Regions from separate parts of the Homo sapiens genome. Here region 1 is linked to region 2. A link is a contact called in ENCODE Hi-C or POLR2A ChIA-PET data. All regions are on one chromosome and are shown on one strand. Each heading gives the region's core, a stretch centred on a gene start or an enhancer-like site at or near the end of the contact. The rest is flanking DNA. Distances are from core to core; before and after follow the strand shown. Region 1 overlaps PHACTR1 (phosphatase and actin regulator 1). Region 2 has its middle 27 kb from the start of TBC1D7-LOC100130357.

Region 1 (2,805 bases), core at 196-2,695, 69 kb before region 2:
ACACCATGTGTGGAAGACTGTGCCCTCCTCTGTAAACACAGCATTCACATCTTCTCTGCAAGGGAATTTGTGGGAGCAACCCAGGAACTGGCATTGCCATGCCCCTGACAGACAAACCCAGCTCCCCAGGAGTGTGTCATCTAAATACGAAGAGGAAGGGGCTTTCACTCTTGTCCTCTCCTGTCCACACTCTCTCTGCGGTATGCTTGCAAGGATAAGGATATTAGCAAGTGTGCAAGAAAACCACAGACATCTCTACTTGCACCCTCATAGAGTTCTGAGTAGCTCTTAGGCCGAAAACATATCCAGTTTCTCAATGGCTGTTGGGGACAGAAGACAGGAAGCATGGGGTGACCCCTGCCCCCACCCCCAAAGCTGCTACCCAGGCACTTAAACCTAAGCCAGCCTTCTTTTCCTGGGGAGGGCCATTCTGATCCTACAGGAAGACTTTTCTCTCCTCAAACTCCTGGGGCCTTGATATTCCCATCAAAGCAAGTATCGGCCATAGACAGAGCTATGCAAGAAGGCACACGTTTGCAATTTCCACCCTTGAGGAAGGAGTGAGGTTGTCTCTGGCCCCAGCTGCCTTCTTTACCAGCCCCTCCTCCTCCCCTGCTCTCTCATGGCCTCTCTTTGCTGTCTGATTCCAGGCCCTGTGTCTTCAGTGGCAGTATTATAAGGATGGGGTGATTCGGGATCATCTCAGAACATGTGAGGTTATTCAAAATGTATCTCACATGGTGAAATACATCACTGAAGAGTCAGGGAAGTTGTAAAAGAGCAAAAACAAACTGTTGGTAGGGAGCTGGCCATCACCTGTCCCCCTAATTTGGTTGGAGAATTTGATCCACGCCTTCTGGAAGTCTCCACCTCGAGGCATCACTGTGCCTGTGCTGAGCTTTGTTTATTTATGGAAGATGAGAGGTTGACATTGAATGTGTTCTTGGGCCCCCAGGAGTGTGGGGTAGGTGTACACCACCACTGATGCCTCAATGCCACAGCTCTATGAAAAGAGGAAGAAAAACACACTTTGGGCAATAGCCTGTCATCATTTGCAACTTAGATTTAGGGAAGGAGGGGAATCTTTGTTTTAAAGGACATCTCAGGTGATTTTTCTTCCTCCCAATGAAAGAATCCATCTTAAACTTGTTTGTCTTTGTTGAAGAAGAAAAATATGTTGTTAGGAATGAACTGAAAGGGGAGTTTTTTTCTGTCTCTCTCCCATTGCACATTGATGGGCTTCTGTTGATTCCAGGCTGCCATCCGAAAGGAGCTCAATGAATTCAAAAGCACTGAGATGGAAGTTCATGAATTGAGTAGACACTTAACAAGGTTAGTATTAAGGGTTTTTTTTTTCCTTTTTTTCCCTCAAGTTGCAATATTTATCTCCAAATAAAGCTCTCCCACTTGTGGGACATGAGTGGGTTGGAGGGTGCCATGAGAGGGAAGATAGTAGGAAGGCAGGCATGCGGTTCCACTTTAGGTTACTGAAACGAGGAAGTGGAACACAGATGGCCCGGGCTAAAACCAACTTTCTGCAAAGTCTGAGTTTCACTCATTTAAACTAAAGGTCTGATAAGCACCAGACTACCAACGACCCCAAGGTGGGTTTTTGTGAAAACTTAGGTCAAGGAGAAAAGATTGTTGCCAATTTGCAACCAGTCAGCAGAGGCCAAACCTGAACAAAATACCACATCCACACGGGACTTCCAAAGTGGACCACTTCTGTTATTCCCTGACATTCTCCCTGACAGTCCAGCATCATGATGATATTTGGGAAAACCGAGGCATGGAGTGATTAAGAGGATTATATAAGGTTGCATTGCTAGTTAGCAACAGAGCCATTGATTTAATTCTGACTTTCTTTTGGGGGGAACATTTAGAGAAATAGGATATAGCAAGTATTTAGTCTAGAGACTCAGAGACACAGATTGGGTTCTGCACCTTGCTGCTGGATCCAGGCTGATGGCAGGAGGTGGAGGCCACCAGGGCTGCCCCAGATGAAACTTTCAAAGCCAGGTGTGTGTTCAGTGGTACTCCTGTGGGGATGACGGTGGGAAGCTCGCACCTCCCTCTCACGGTCAAGAACCTCCCTGAAGATGGGAGATTGGACTGTTGAATCCTGCACCTTTGGCAGCCCCTTGGTCTTGATGTAATTGTTTGTTTCCTTAGGTTTCACCGACCTTAACAGTCGAATTCCTCTTGAGTGCTATGCTGTCTTCAAAACATAAATTTATAAGAACCATAAGTGCTGGTATTTATTCACTTCCCCATTACGATGTAAATCTTCTGAACTGCCTTTTTTTTAAAAAGAAGAAAAATCAAGGAAACACAATCAGGATTTTATGTGTGAAAACGCAAAAGTGATGGCTCGGCGGTCCGAGCTGCTGGTCCCACTTCTGACACCAAAATGCATCCCAACCCCCGGCAGTGCCAAGGGCACCAGCAGGGCCCTGACTGAAGACTGTCTGGCAGGTGGAACGGTCCTTGTCCTCTCCAGCCAGGCCCAGCAGGCACTACCTTCATGAAGTCTCCAGCAAACCTCTTCCTCACAAGTGTCTGTCATCTGAGTCCAAAGAAAGCTGAAGGGGTGGGTTTGTTTTGGGGGTACTGTGCAAAGCTAATGATCTGGTTGGACTTCTACACTTGGCCAAATGTACTGGCTCCAGACATGACATTTGGTTTGGGGGCCCTTTGAAGTTGATGCCAAGAAGGAGTGAACACTTCTCAGTTGCCCCTGGCTTTTCCCTCCTTTCAGCCACCACCCACACAATGAACAAAAGGGAAGGGCCCATTTCTGGGGGA
Region 2 (3,130 bases), core at 604-3,103:
GTAAGGAATGAGATCCAGCATTAGAAGGGAGAGATGTATCTTTCCCTGTGACTTGGTTTCCCCATTCAAGGAAGAGGAAGTAGGTGGGTACAGCATATATTAGGTCATCAGGAAAGCAGGTAAGGAAGCTTTCCTCAGATGGCCTCAGAGTGAATGAATGGATGAATGAAAGCAAGAGGTTGTTTTAAGCAAGTAAGGGAGAAACCCGGATGTTACAGGAAACCTAAGGAGAGAAGTTCCGGAACTGATCTGAGGACTGAGCCAGGGAGTCCAGGAGAGCAGAGGCCAGGGGCTAGATGGAGTGGGTGAGCATCCATTTCTGCTGGCCAGGCTGGTTCACCTGGGGACTTTCTTCAGAAATTCTGTGCTGCAGGAGGAGACAGCAGATTGAAGTGACAGCCTAGTGGGTGGATTCTTTGAAAGCTGAGGAGGAGTGAGAAGCCTTGTGCGTGCGTCAAAAATAAATAAATAAATAAATAAATAAAGGCTAAATGGTAGATTTCTGAGTGGAGAGTGTGTTTGAAGGGGCCCAGGGAGGGGACTAACACATGGTGAAATGGCAGATGCTGAATCCTTGAAGACTTCAGGTTCAGGGGATTTGCAAATCGCAAACGCAACAAGAAAGGACGAGGGGATCCAAGGTGCACTCGGGGTCTTAAGGATGTTGCTCATTTAACACAATTGTTGGCATTAAAGAATTTCCAGGAAATGTCAACAGTTGGGTAGCTTTGAACAGCCCTAAAAGTGACTCAGCCAGATGGTTCCTGTAAGAATTCCTCCCTCATTCCTCCTTGTCTGCCGTCCTCCTCCTCATACAAGCTGTTTCCAGAGTGCAGATTAAGGCTTGTCAGCCAAAGAGGAACCCTACTTCAGATATCTCAGGCAACATTTACTTATCTTCACAAGCTTCCTTATTTTAAGTGCAGAGCCCTCTGACCTTTCGCTGTTTGTTCCCCTTCATCTAATTTACCCTACGTGAACTACCGCTTTTCCTGCTCCCTTCTCCTTCCCTTGCTGGTCCATTAATGCCAGCTCCTTCCTCTCTTTTTTTCTCTCCATCCTTTCTTCTCTCCTGTTTCCTCAGGGAGATGTCGAGTTTTAGCACTTCACAGCCGGAGTGATACAGAGCTGCTCTTTCCAGGCTAGCTCTGTCTTTTGCTTCATGGCAGAAACTTGAGTGTCAAGTCCGGATCCCTTGGCCTAGAACTCTGAAGAGTCAGCCTCATTTGTTAGTTCCGAGACAGACAGCTTTGGGAAGCTGAGAAAGCGCAGATCCTGGTCTTGCTCCTCTCCCTGGAGTTTCACTAGCTCTCAGGCCTGCTTGGCCTTTGCTTCTGAGGAGTCTGGAGTGATTTGCCATTCCCACAGGCGCCTCAAATAGCCTATGTCTGACTTAAATCTGATCTAGACCCTTTCATCCTTCCTACAAGGGAGTTAATGACATAGGGAATTTCAACACTGAGCCTGAACCTGTGGGGTCTGTGCACATGACCTGCACATCAGGTGCAGCCCCTCAGGCCTTCCTAGGGTCCCTCCTTCCCAGGGCATTGATGGCCAATGATGAGCAGGTCAGAGACAAAGGGGCATACATACACATGTATTCCAGACTGTTGTTCTAGGATTGAGTCCCTTCAATGAGCGAGAAATGAATTAATCTATAATTGCCCAAGAAGGCTTCTAAAAGTGACTTAATCTTTCGCTTTCATTCATGGCTGAAGAGAAGCAGTTAAGGTGATTAGAATCTGTATAAAATCAGGAAAGAAAGGTGTTTCTATAATTAGAATGACATTTTAGAGGAAGTCCAACAACCAGCTTAGGTAGTTTATCTTACAGAGTTGTGGTTGGACCACAGCAATGCTACAAAAGCTGTCACAGCTCAAGTCATCGTTCAGGAATTTACCCAGCAGATGTAGACTCAGAGATAGGATTCAAAAGGGAGCCTCAACTTGAATGCACAAGGCAAAGGATTTTGAATAGCTTCCATTTGCATCAGTTTTTTGTAGCAGTCTTGGCTTAAGTAAATTGTAACACTGCGCTTCTGGCGGTGACTTGGCATAAACTCTGTGAAGTGATGTGCCTTCTTCATCTCTATCATCTAGACTTCTTGGACAACATTCCCTGCAGGGGCCATTACTACTGCCAAATGCATAAGGGCTGGGGTGGAGGAGTGAGGGCGCCAAGCCCAGGGGATATCTAGGCAGAGGGATCTTTCCTGCTTAAGCAAAAGTTAGGTAAATAAGGGTCAATAACATGGTAGCCTATGAATTAGAGTGAGGTGAAGTTATTTTTGTTTTCATTTCTATACAGAGTTGTGCATACATCATGTATCTGTAATTCATTCTTACAGTAATTGTAAGTCATTTCATTTTTTAGATCGAGTCACCCAGGCTTGTCACAACAGGTGCTAAAAATGCACAAGATAAAAGAAGCAAGAAGTGAAACCGGAAAATGGTTCTGTGAATCAGGGAGGTGGGGTGTATAGACAGACATCAGAGGACACCCAGGTTTCTCTTCATTTCACCAGTAAAGAGCAACCTGAATGACTTACCATGCAATTATATCTGTTCTTTTTAAGCAACAGTTCAGAGACTATGAAAGCAGCGCTGATCATATCATGTGGTTTACTAGGAGGCATATAATCGCAGGTTTACAAAGCAAGAAATGGGACTAAATTGAGACAAACCAACATCACAAAGAGAATCCAAAATCCATGAAAGAAGAACTAGCTCCTAGATTTAAAATTTATATAACTGGTTAGGAGATTCGAGTTTTCATTGAGGGTTGGTTCTCAAGTCACATTGCTGAAAGAAACTTAGGGGAATGGATGCCATCGTGATGACACTTCACATTTGGGTGGATGGTGCTTTTAGTTTTGACAAAGCACTCTCCTTTTTGGCCTTATTTAGAACTGCTGTTAGATTTACTGCAGAATCATGTGGTATGAGAATGTCATATGTTCAAGACAATAATCTATGTGGATACAGGGGGTTGCTACAATGTTATCATAATAGATGGACTGAATTCTGGATGTATTTATATCAGGACCTGCTCATGAAGGAGTGAATGAGATTTCAGATTTTGCAGTATTAATTCTTATTTTTAAGTGAAGGGGAAACCATAGACCAGAAGG

The links. A loop is a pair of places that touch in the nucleus more often than their neighbours do. ChIA-PET counts read pairs that join two places held with the same protein, here RNA polymerase II (POLR2A). Pooled maps may share reads with other maps.
Region 1: a loop to region 2 is called in a pooled map, with 2.1 times the contacts of the local background. The contact joins two enhancer-like sites. A Hi-C loop is called at or near these places in 1 of 168 maps with a recorded cell type or tissue (B cell), 3 of 37 single-sample maps with no recorded cell type and 9 of 50 pooled maps. POLR2A ChIA-PET finds 5 or more read pairs at or near these places in 3 of 52 experiments (OCI-LY7, WTC11 and activated B cell).

What each region holds. Positions count from the first base shown.
Region 1 is chr6:13,284,891-13,287,695 of GRCh38, forward strand. It overlaps PHACTR1 (phosphatase and actin regulator 1), which reads left to right. Exons shown (of 15, transcript NM_030948.6): 14 at 1,256-1,332; 15 at 2,173-2,805. The coding sequence ends at 2,188. The region is part of intron 8 of TBC1D7-LOC100130357 (TBC1D7-LOC100130357 readthrough); the gene reads right to left. The region is part of intron 3 of LOC100130357 (a long non-coding RNA gene); the gene reads right to left. Among named protein-coding and RNA genes, the nearest start is that of TBC1D7, 42 kb to the right of the region's middle. Within about 2 kb of position 1,446, at least 3 of the 41 ENCODE cell types and tissues checked have a DNase peak (open chromatin) inside an H3K27ac peak, as active enhancers do; they include B cell and OCI-LY7, where a contact is called at or near this core.
Region 2 is chr6:13,353,743-13,356,872 of GRCh38, forward strand. No RefSeq gene overlaps it. Among named protein-coding and RNA genes, the nearest start is that of TBC1D7-LOC100130357, 27 kb to the left of the region's middle. RefSeq lists a silencer at 1,874-1,963. Within about 2 kb of position 1,854, at least 12 of the 41 ENCODE cell types and tissues checked have a DNase peak (open chromatin) inside an H3K27ac peak, as active enhancers do; they include B cell and OCI-LY7, where a contact is called at or near this core.